2 separate regions of the Homo sapiens genome follow, and region 1 is linked to region 2. Evidence: chromatin contacts called from ENCODE Hi-C or POLR2A ChIA-PET data. All regions are on one chromosome and are shown on one strand. The core of a region is the stretch at or near the end of the contact, and the rest is flanking DNA. Distances in the headings are between cores, read along the strand shown.

The links. A loop is a pair of places that touch in the nucleus more often than their neighbours do. ChIA-PET counts read pairs that join two places held with the same protein, here RNA polymerase II (POLR2A). Pooled maps may share reads with other maps.
Region 1: a loop to region 2 is called in a map of ovary, with 2.7 times the contacts of the local background. The contact joins the promoter of GPS1 here to the enhancer-like site in region 2. A Hi-C loop is called at or near these places in 1 of 168 maps with a recorded cell type or tissue (ovary) and 2 of 50 pooled maps. POLR2A ChIA-PET finds 5 or more read pairs at or near these places in 3 of 52 experiments (H1, HepG2 and activated CD8-positive, alpha-beta T cell).

What each region holds. Positions count from the first base shown.
Region 1 is chr17:82,049,716-82,054,126 of GRCh38, reverse strand. It overlaps GPS1 (G protein pathway suppressor 1), which reads right to left and starts at 2,229. Exons shown (of 13, transcript NM_001321092.3): 1 at 2,163-2,229; 2 at 761-853; 3 at 78-259. The coding sequence starts at 2,195. It overlaps RFNG (RFNG O-fucosylpeptide 3-beta-N-acetylglucosaminyltransferase), which reads left to right and starts at 2,316. Exons shown (of 8, transcript NM_002917.2): 1 at 2,316-2,627; 2 at 2,785-2,833; 3 at 3,363-3,465; 4 at 3,572-3,725; 5 at 4,121-4,209; 6 at 4,285-4,411. The coding sequence starts at 2,361. RefSeq lists silencers at 1,922-2,051, 2,112-2,361, 2,632-2,781 and an enhancer at 2,002-2,671.
Region 2 is chr17:81,988,458-81,995,131 of GRCh38, reverse strand. ASPSCR1 (ASPSCR1 tether for SLC2A4, UBX domain containing) reads right to left here. Exons shown (of 16, transcript NM_024083.4): 5 at 254-311. Among named protein-coding and RNA genes, the nearest start is that of ASPSCR1, 14 kb to the right of the region's middle. RefSeq lists enhancers at 402-1,109, 3,238-3,945, 4,656-5,365. Within about 2 kb of position 3,876, at least 20 of the 41 ENCODE cell types and tissues checked have a DNase peak (open chromatin) inside an H3K27ac peak, as active enhancers do.

The sequences.
Region 1 (4,411 bases), core at 980-3,479, 61 kb before region 2:
CAGGAAGGGGGCCCAGTCCCAGACACCCGCGCTCCCTTGGTGGCCTCTGCTTCCTCTCGCCAAGCCCCTGGCCTCACCTGGTGGCCTCTGAGAGCTTGCGGTGGATCTCCTCGTACATGTCCACGTTAAAGGTTCTCTGCACGAAGGAGAGGGCCATCTTCAGGGCCTCCACCCGCAGCGTGGGGCAGTGATCAGCAATGAACTGCAGCCGTTCGATGCGCATCAGGCCGCTGTAGCTGGCCGCGTACTGTTCCAGATCCTGGGAGCAGGCACAGACAAGAGTCAGGCAGGATGGGAGGCAGGACCCTGGCCCCAGGCCCTGAGGGTCAGGAGTTGGGGCCTGACTGTCCTAGCCAGAATGTCGCCCTGGGCCCATAACCAGAACCGGGCATGGGGGTACGAGACTGACTGCTGTCCCAGGAGCTACGAAGACCGCTGGGGTGGGCCTGGCGCAGGAGCCTCAGGAGTGGGACCCTGCACCCGGGGGCTTTCGGGGATAGACACCCACTAGTGACTGCTGGTCGCTAGGCTGAGCGGGGAGGAGACCTGCCCTGGCTTCTCCATGAGCAGCATCTGAAGCTGAGCTACAAGCCTCATGTGAGTGCGCAATCAGAAACGCTGATGGTTTCGGGGTCAGAAAAAGACGACAGCGATCACTGAGGAGGATCATTCTACCTGCTGTGCAGGCTGCAGCGGGGAGTGTGCCCTGGACCCCTCAGCAGGACTGAGACACCCAAGGTCCCCCCACTGGGCTCCGTACCAGGCTGGGGTTCTCCACCACGTAGTTGACGTCAGGTGCATTCTGCGGGTCTTCCTGGGGGTCCACGTCGATCTGCATGGGCTCCACGGCCCCCTGCAACATGGGCCAGGCACCTGGCACCTCGTCCTGGGGACTGCCCCAGGAGGGCGAGAGACCCGCACTGTTCTCTGAGGTCAGCTCTGCCCAAGATCTTCCAGGCCAGTCGGACCACACTCCCGCCGCTGCTGTCCCCCAGGTGTGCCCTCCCAGTCACCCCCGCCCCCACCCAGGCTCCTGTGCCACCACATCAGGGAGGGGTCTCCTCACAAGACTCTAAGGCTCAGAAGCAGAAACCCCTCGCCTGATTCTAGCCGCTCATCTCTGAAAGCCAGAAAGCAGACAGGGGACAACCAACTACACAGGGGCCTCTGAGGGCCCCTACACGTTCCCAGCCACCATCCTGATGTAGTTTCCTCCAAGCCACGGAGAAGAACGGGACGCCACCTCAACCCCAGGAGGCAGGAGGACCAGCCCCCGGAATCTGTCCTGAGCAGCGGAGCAGCAATACTGGGCTGAGAGTCACGCCACGGAGTTGGGAGAAGGGGAAAAGAGTCATCTCAGGGAGCCTCATGGCCCCCAGCTGGGAGACACAGAGAAGCCAGGACCTCGGCTTAACACAAAGCAGGCTGGAAAAGCCGCCATGCCGGGCACTCGCCGGACCCGTGGGCCTCCCGCGCTCCTTCGGGAAAAGCACCAAGAGCTCGGCTCCCTCCGCAGGCCCCGGGCCCACCGGGGCTCCCTCCCCTCCTGCGCTTGGCACTGAGTCCCTGTCCTCGGCCAGCAGAGCAGCAGGGGCCCAGCCACAGCAGGGGCGGCCGGGGCCCTGCTCCCCCCTCCCTCGCTCGGGGGTCCCTGTCCTGGAAGGTACCTCGTAGAGCAGCGTACAGGCCGACAGGCTGGCGCTCAGGCTGAAGTCCCCGGCCGTGCCGGGCAGGACGAGGTCTGACCTACTGCTGTGAGGGGTGCAGTACAGATCTGTCACTGACGAGGAGGCCGAGCTGGGGGCCGAGCTATCCCTCATTCTGTCCTGACTTTCTGCACCCCCCGACCCTGACACAGAGCTGGCTGGCTGCTGAAGGGAGAAAGAGCGTTAGCGTCGGGGCGGCCGGGAACCTCTCCCGTGAGCTGCTGGGAGGGGAGGCGGGGCGGGCGCGGCCCGGCGGCCCCCGATCGCAGCGCGCAGCCACGGCGGAGACGCGCCCTCGGCCCTGCAGCCCCCGACGCGCGCTGCCCGCGGAGGCCCGGCACGGAGCGTGCCCGACCGACTCCTGGCGCAGGCCCCGCGCCCCTGCTCGACCTCAGCCCGGCCCCAGTGGCGGGGGGCGCGGGGGCGCGGAGGCCCGGGGCGGCCTCGGCTCGTTACCTGCAAGTTAAACACCTGAACCGGCAGCGGCATCTTGCACCCACCCCGCCGCGGCGTGCCGTCCACTTCCGGGGCAGCGAAGCCGTCGCTTCCGGGGCGCGGGGCGGGGCGGGGCCGCTGCGTTCTTAAAGGGGCCGCCGCCCACCCACGGCTCCGGCCAGGTTCTCCGCTCGCAGCGCCGGGGGTCCCGGCGGCCGCATGAGCCGCGCGCGTGGGGCGCTGTGCCGGGCCTGCCTCGCGCTGGCCGCGGCCCTGGCCGCGCTGCTGTTACTGCCGCTGCCGCTGCCCCGCGCGCCCGCCCCGGCCCGGACCCCCGCCCCGGCCCCGCGCGCGCCCCCGTCCCGGCCCGCTGCCCCCAGCCTGCGGCCTGACGACGTCTTCATCGCCGTCAAGACCACCCGGAAGAACCACGGGCCGCGCCTGCGGCTGCTGCTGCGCACCTGGATCTCCCGGGCCCGCCAGCAGGTGCGCCGGACCCCGACCCCGACGGCGAGCCCCACGCCCACCCGCCCCGCCTCCCAGGGTCTAGGCCCGGCCCAGGCCCCCGGAGGCTCCGCGCGGGGCGGGTCGGTCTCCGGCCTGGGCAGCGCCCCAGAAGCCTCATAGATTGTTTCTCCCCCAGACGTTTATCTTCACCGACGGGGACGACCCTGAGCTCGAGCTCCAGGGCGGTGAGTGTCCCCCACTCCCCGGCGCCCGCGGGATCTGCCCCCCGAGCCTTTCTCGCTCCGAAGCCACGGCCCCTTCGCTGCTGTGGGTGCCTTTCTCTGCCCAGGCTCCCGAGGCCCGGGGAGGCCCCGACGCTGCCCAGGTCACGCGGCCTGCGGAGGGCCCACCCTGCCAGCCAAGCTCTGCTCCCCACCAGCCTCTCACACTAGCCGCTTCCCGGGGCGTGGGGCTAGTGCCACGTCCCCTGAAGAAGCGCCAGCAGGGAATCCGCCCTTCCAGGCCAGGTCAGGGCGAGCTGCCTCCGTCCTGTTTCCACTCAAGAGATCCCAACCGATGGCCGCCTGCTTCAGCCTCGGTGGCACCAGCAGGGTCAGCGCGTGAGGGCTAGGGCTGTGGTTGGACCCAGGCAAGGTGTCCAGGCATGTCAGACAGCCACGTTGTGCCCTGGCCCTTGGGGGCAGGTGGGGCACAGGCCTTACCCCAACCCCAGTGCCATCCTCTACGTGCGTGCTTCCCGTCTCTGATTCGCAGGCGACCGTGTCATCAACACCAACTGCTCGGCGGTGCGCACTCGTCAGGCCCTCTGCTGCAAGATGTCCGTGGAGTATGACAAGTTCATTGAGTCCGGGCGCAAGTACGCGGCGCTGACCCGACCCGCAGAGAGCTCAGAGCCAAGCTGGGTGGGGGCCTCCTGTCCAGCCATGCCAGGCCCTCGTGCCCAGGACTCCCCTCGCCCACAGGTGGTTTTGCCACGTGGATGATGACAATTATGTGAACGCCAGGAGCCTCCTGCACCTGCTCTCCAGCTTCTCACCCAGCCAGGACGTCTACCTGGGGCGGCCCAGCCTGGACCACCCCATTGAGGCCACCGAGAGGGTCCAGGGTGGCAGAACTGTGAGTGTCGGAGCAGACGCCATCGGAGCAGACGCCTTCCTTGACACCAGCCCGGGAGGCACAGCAGAGGGCGTGGAAAGCTGGCTTGAGAAGGGCATAGGGTTGGGGGCCCAAGCTGATCCACCCAGGTGGTTTGCATGTGGTGTTTCAGGAGCAGGCCAGGAGGCCCTCACCGTACTGGGCAGAGAGGGGGTGTCTGGGCCAGGTGGGGAGGGTCTGGAGGCTACGGGTCAATGGCCTGCAGAAGCCCCCGGCTCTTTTTGCTCCAAGAAGCTTCTGTTACCTGGGTGGGATCTCCTAAGGGGCAGCTTAAGAAAGATGCCTGGGGAGTCCCATGAAGAGTCAGGGGTGAGAAGCCCTGTCCTGGGCAGCTCTGACCACCACCCCATCTTCAGGTGACCACGGTCAAGTTCTGGTTTGCTACTGGTGGGGCCGGGTTCTGCCTCAGCAGAGGCCTTGCCCTCAAGATGAGCCCATGGGCCAGGTGAGTGGGGGTCCAGCTGCCCGGGCTGGGAGGCGGAGGCTGAGACCTGAAAGGTGCTGACCGGCCTCCCCCCAGCCTGGGCAGCTTCATGAGCACAGCTGAGCAGGTGCGGCTGCCGGATGACTGCACAGTTGGCTACATCGTGGAGGGGCTCCTGGGCGCCCGCCTGCTGCACAGCCCCCTCTTCCACTCTCACCTGGAG
Region 2 (6,674 bases), core at 2,627-5,126:
TAAATGAAACCACTTTTGTGACTCTTGGGCTTTGAGAGAAGCTGAAAAAACAAACAGGGCGCCGAGGGAGGTTTCGGGGCAGCCCGGGCTCCGAGGGCCGGCCACTCCCTCTTTTTCCATGAAACACGTCGTGCTTTCAAGAGCCCGAGTCTCCCGCCACTGCCCTGGAGACGGCTGCGGGACAGCAGATTTTCCAGTTGGAAAGTGGGCTGAAAGTGAGCGGGGACTGGGTGAGCAAGAGCAGGCCGCCTACCTCATCCCTCGTGTACACGCAGACTGGGGTGGCCCCGCCGGGGTGCTGCAGGCACTCCCTGGGAGGAGAGGAAAGAAACCATCAGGTACCCCAGGGCAGCTCAACCAGTGCCACGGAGGCCCTGGGGCAGGAGACTCGGAAAGCAAAGGTGTGGGGCCCTCACCCAGCACCCACCCAGGACAGCGTCCCAGGCCCAGGCCCAGGCCACAGACCTCAGCCCCACTGCGCCCCACAACCACCAAAAGGAGGCACCTGACAGCCGGGGGCGCTCCCAAGGACCCTGGCCTGTGGTGCGTGGCCTGGGGGCTCCCCCCGAGACCTCCAGTCTCGGGGCCGCTGGCAGGACGTGGAGCTGCCGGCAGGGCCCAGGGACCGCACAGGAGGGGCGAGCAGCACTGGCTCCGGAATGCGGCTCACGGACACCTGTACTCAGGAGCCTGAGAGTCAGGGTACCGACGTCTGGGCTTTCATCTTAAGCCGCCCACTAAGAGGAGGTGCCCCTGTCTCCACCGCCTGATGTCCTCCTTCAAAGCCGACGCCTGATGTCACCGAAGCATGGAGGGAGGGGCGCTGCACTCCGCTCACGCCCGCTTGCCTGTGGCCGGGGAGGCCGTGCTTATAAGTCCATGTCGGACTCTGCCACCAGTGTCTTTCTGAGCCTCGCCCCGCAGGAGGCACAGCTGGACCCGTGCATGGGTGGGCAGGTATATGCAGCACGCCTCCCACACATGCCTGATGTGCATGGCAGCCCGGGAGACGGGCACATGCCGTCACATCCAGCCCCAGAGCATGTGAACTGCTGGTGGCACCTGCTGCATGAGGCGGGCTTGCCTCTGCGTTTCCAACTCCCCACCGTGAAATCCTCCCCACTGAGAAAAACAAAAGCCCTTCTCAGGCCTTCCTTGCAGATGCCCCTCATCAGTCCCTCTCCAGGGAGGGGAATCCGAGAGGAGGGGGCAGATGGCCAGAGCCTAGGCAAAGGGGAGGCCAGGGCCGGCCTCAGGTCATGCAGGTGCCCTGCCAGGCCCTATGGCCAGTGTGCCTTGCAAGGGCTCAGGTGGGACAGGAAGACACAGGCTGAGCTGGTGACCAGAACACAGGGGATAAAGATTAGGTAACAGCTGGGCTGGAAACTGCTTGCAGCAACCCTCCGGGATGGGGGGTACTGGGAGGGTCAGAGGGCAGGGTGCTGCAGTGTCCAGGTCGAGACATACGTGCACATCCATGCACAGAGCGGGATGCTGGGACAGGAACTCTCGGCCTCCGCCTGAACCCACCTGTGTGCTTACAGGGCCGCAGGGGTCCACTGTGCACTCACCGTGCCCCGACCCTGGGATCTGCTGACCTACTTGAAAGAGCAGGACTCAGCCGGGCGCGGTGGCTCACGCCTGTAATCCCAGCACTTTGGGAGGCCGAGATGGGCGGATCACGAGGTCAGGAGATCGAGACCATCCTGGCTAACACAATGAAACCCCGTCTCTACTAAAAATACAAAAAATTAGCCAGGCGTGGTGGCGGGCGCCTGTGGTCCCAGCTACTCGGGAGGCTGAGGCAGGAGAATGGCGTGAACCCAGGAGGTGGAGCTTGCAGTGAGCCGAGATCGCGCCACTGCACTCCAGCCTGGGCGACAGAGCGAGACTCCGTCTCAAACACAAACAAAACAAAACAAAACAAAAAAAAGGGCAGGACTTGCCTCCCTGAAATGAGAACAGACCAAGCAGAAAAGCCCAAGGTGCCACACCCAGGACAGGCCCAGCCCCGACACCTGGGGACTCGGCCACGTGTGTGGGTTTGACGTGTTTTCTTTTGTTTCGTGGCCTTTATTTTTCACGTCCTCAATCCTGGGGGAGGGGCATCCCTTTCCCACCCAGGCCCCGACTCTGACAGCCTGGTCTGGCTGCAGAGGCCCCACAGGGTCGTGGACTTAGCCCCATGGTCTCCCTGGGTCCACTGCCTACAGGGGAGCCCCTTCCCCAAGGGCCTCTAGCCTGTGGAGCACGTGCGCACCACACACACGGCGGGTGTCCTCTGCGCACAGGCTGGGACACACTCCCTAAGCTCCCGTCCCACAGAGCAGCCAACAAAGGGCCTTGGATTTGCCTTCCCTCCAAATGGCTGGAGACTCGGCCCAGAGGCCCCGAGACGCAGGGCTCAGGAAAACACAAGGCCTCAAAATGCGCCGGAGCAGAACCCGGACAGAGGCAGAGAGAGGCCTCAAGGAAGCACAGCCCCCAGGGCCAGGAAGGGGGACAGGGAGGGCCCAGGGTCCCCGCTCCCCAGCATGACACAGATGGCCAGGGGTCCGGAGATGGTCATGAGGCCACTTCTCTACGGCTGGGGAGGCCTGGGCTGAGGGGTGGCCAGAGTCCCAACTCACAGTCCTTCCCCGGCACTGACCGCCAGCTTGGGGACCTCAAATCACAAACAGGGACAGAGCACAGCAGCGTGACATCAAACGCCAGCCCGGCTTTGATGTGCGGCTCCTCCAGAGGGATCAGATTCCCTCCCTCATGCGGGATCTCAGGGAGGGGTGGTGGGCAATCGGTTCCAGACCTTCTACGCCGGCCCAGTGTGCAGGACGCCAGGGCCCGGGGGAAATTCCAGCGCCCGAGGAGACACAGCCCCTACTCCCCCTCCCCCACGCAGACCTCTGCAAGTCCCAATGTCCGCAGGGGCAAGACCCAGGGCCTCCCGGGGACCCCAGGCCAGGCCAAGCCACCAGACACCATGCTCCGAAGCCAGAAATGCAAGAAGTGCTTTGGGGCGCTTCCGCGGGTGCCTGCTCGCAGCAGGGTACTGGCACACTCTCACACACTCTCCAGCCAGCAGAGCTCCCCACCCGGCCAGGGCCAGAAGCCAGCGGGACGGCCAGGAGGGCAGACACGCCTCTGCTGCTGGCTTCGAGGGCATATTCTTTATGCACCACAAACCCCGCCCCGCTGGGGCCCCGCTCCGGCAAGGCGCGGCTGTGTGCTGGGGACAAGGCAGTGAGTCTAGAGCTCTCTGTGTTCATGTCCTGTCTGGGTATGACAAAGCCGGGCGCAAACACAGGTGCTGACGAGAGCCCAGGCAGCAGCATGCGCCCTGCCGGGAACAGAAGCTGTGGCTGCAGGCCAGGAGCCACTGGGCTCAGGGAGGCCCGCAGAGGGCATCACCCACCACATGACAGCCCAGCCGCCAAGCGGCTAGACAGAGCCTGGGAGAGCCTGGGGCAGGCTCCGGCCTTCTCAACCCAGCCAGGTCCAGACAGGGATGGACAAGGATGGACAGGGATGGACAGGAATGGACAAGGACGGACAGGGATGAACAGGGACGGGCAGGGATGGACAGGGACGGGCCGCAGAGCTCTGAGCTGGCCCAGCAGCATGCACAGACCCACCCTGAGTGTGGCCACAGGCCAGTGCTCCACCTGGCAGAGCCCTGTCCTCACCAGCAGCCCATCCCTACACCCCAGCACACCCAGAGGGCTGCAGAAATCACCCAGCTTTCCCGGAGCCACGGCTTTACCTACAGAAGGAGGAACAGGCTGAGATGCACTCAGCCAGCCCCCAAGCACTGAGTCAAGGCTGGGAGCAGAGGGCTGGGGGCCTGGGAAGAGATCCAGCCAGGGGCCGGGCACACTGGGGGCCACTCCCACCTGGGGTGCCCACGCCAGCACAGCCCGGGGGCACCTCTGAGAGAGGACAAATCCCCTCCATGGCTGAGCTCATGAATCTGATTTACAGAAAGCCCACCCTGCTCCCTCACGGTCTTCAGATGGAAAGCGGCTCAGCTGCTGTGTGAGTTCCCACGGCTCACCCTTGGCATCGTTCCACGGCAGGTCTCGGTCACCCACAACAGTCCCCGGTTCTCTTCCTGCTCCCAGCAGCTCAGCATGGTCCATCCACACCCCTGCCTTTCACCACTTGGCAACTAGGTCCTTACGGGACGTGGGATTCAAACTACGGGACTCGCCCGCCTGCCCTCGTGGACTGCCCAGACGTGCTACAGTATCCCCCGAGTCACAGTATGACCTCCTGGGGCTAGTGCCTGCTGGCTCTAAACCCATGGAGAGAAACTCCTCATAGGAAACCCGTTAGCATAACAATCTGTACCCCAGCAAAGATGCTGGTCAGAAAGGTACTCCCTTTCCTCCTCCGGGTGCCTCCAGGAGGGCCGTGTACCCCCAGGGCCCGTAGGCCATGAAATCCTCATTTCCATCTCATGCGTCTCCTATCACGGAAGGCACACTCCCCGTAATAAAGATCTCAAACTAGACACAGGCCCACCAGGCAGGCAGAGAGCAGTGTCCCCCAGAGCTCGGCGTGGAAGATCCCAAACTCAGACACAGGCCCACCAGGCAGGCAGAGAGCAGTGTCCCCCAGAGCTCGGCGTGGAAGATCCCAAACTCAGACACAGGCCCACCAGGCAGGCGGAGAGCAGTGTCCCCCAGAGCTCGGCGTGGCTGTTCACACCCCTCTGTGCTGGGCAGAACCTTCAGACTATAGGGAAAATGGGAAAGCTCGAAGCCAGCAGTGTGCAGCCTCTGTCTCCTGACGCCCTCCCTGCAGCAGAGCCTGAGAAGCAGAGTGGAGAGCGCCCAGTCCACGAGGACCCGGCCCAGACCGAGATGCTCCAAGTGCACCATACATGCAGGTCTCAAGGACTCTGCACAACAAGAGCATGAGACGGCTCACTTTTCTACTGACTACGTGTCCAGGAAGTCGTATTTTGGGTATACTGAGTTAACTACACGTATTACTAAAATTAATGACACCTGTTTTTATTTCTTCTTTAATGCGGTTACAAGAAAAAGTGAGTGATTGGCCAGGTGTGGTGGCTCACGCCTGTAATCTCAGCACTTTGGGAGGCCGAGGCGGGCTGATCACCTGACCAGCCTGGCCAACATGGTGAAACCCTGTCTCTACTAAAAAAAATACAAAAATTAGCCAGGCGTGATGGCGTGCGCCAGTAATCCCAGCTACTCAGGTGGCTGAGGCAGGAGAATTGCTTGAACCCGGGAGGCGGAGGTTGCAGTGAGCCAAGATCGCACCACTGCACTCCAGCCTGGGTGAAAGAAAAGAAAATGTGAGTCACCTCCATGGCCGACGTGTGGCTCGCTGGTATCCCTGAGGCCCCTGCTGCTTGAGACGCTGGTCGGGCCAGGGCTGCGTGCTACAGTGACACCCTCGCAGTGGAGCTGCAACGTTTCAAACACGTGGCAGTGTCCATCCAAGGAAATCACCCAGGGGTCCCCAAATACACAAAGCAGGCTCTGTCCCAGGGCAACTCCTGGGCACGCTACAGGCCTGCAGCCCCCAGCCTCAGAACGCCCCTTCGAAGCACAGCGCCTACACTGTCCCTGGACTCAGACCTCCTCCGAAACACATGAAAGAAGAAACATCAGCTTCCCGCCCGTCCCACTCTGCGGACACCTGGACTTCCCAAGGCCTCCCCAAGCCTCCTGGGCCAGTGCAGGGACACTAGGCACGAGAGCCTCCCTCCCTCATGCAGACCTGCTGGGGACCAGCTCCCAGCAGAGAGCCCACCAGGCACTCCACCCTCACCGTGGGGCTGGCAACGCCACCCACTATGAAACCTCGTCCATATCCTGCTCCATGGTTAGCAAACTCCAGCTTCTGGGACAAAGCTTGGGTCTGAGCTTTTAGAAATTTATTTAATATTTATTTCTGAGACAGAGTCTTGCTCTGTCGCCCAGGCTGGAATGCAGTGGTGTGATGTCGGCTCACTGCAACCTCCACCTCCTGAGTTCAAGTGATTCTCCTGCCTCAGCCTCCCAAGTAGCTGGGATTACAGGCCCTCACCACCACACCCAGCTGCTTTTTGTATTTTTAGTAGAGACGGGGTTTCACCATGTTGGCCAGGCTGGTCTCAAACTCCTGACCTCAGGTGATCCATCTGCCTCAGCCTCCCAAAGTGCTGGGATTACAGGTGAGAGCCGCCATGCCCGGCCTGGAAATGAAATGTGAAGAAGCCCTATCTTAAATTCCACCTCTGGAATTTAGCCCACAGGAGAAGCTGGGGTGGGTGACCAGGTGCAAAGGCCTCCAGCTGCACACTCTGCTGCAACCCTGCCCGGGATGCCCTGAGACACAGCCAGATGCCCCGCAACACCCACATGACACCCACACGACGGAAGAGCATGGCTGTGAGGAGTGACAGGTGCGGGACCCTTCAGGAAGATGTCCACAGCATATTCACCAGCAACAACAGTCAGCCACAAATCACTCTCCACCACAGGTGTGAGTGTTCATCAAATGAGGTGTACGTGCAGACACACCCGCAGACAGACCCACACTGCCACACAGACCAGGGCCGCAGGCTGGGGGCTCCGGGCTTTACCACCAACGGCCCCACCACCTCCTGCTGTCCCTGGTGTCTCGAAAGAGCTGCCCCACTTGCTCTTGTTTTTTTTTTTTTT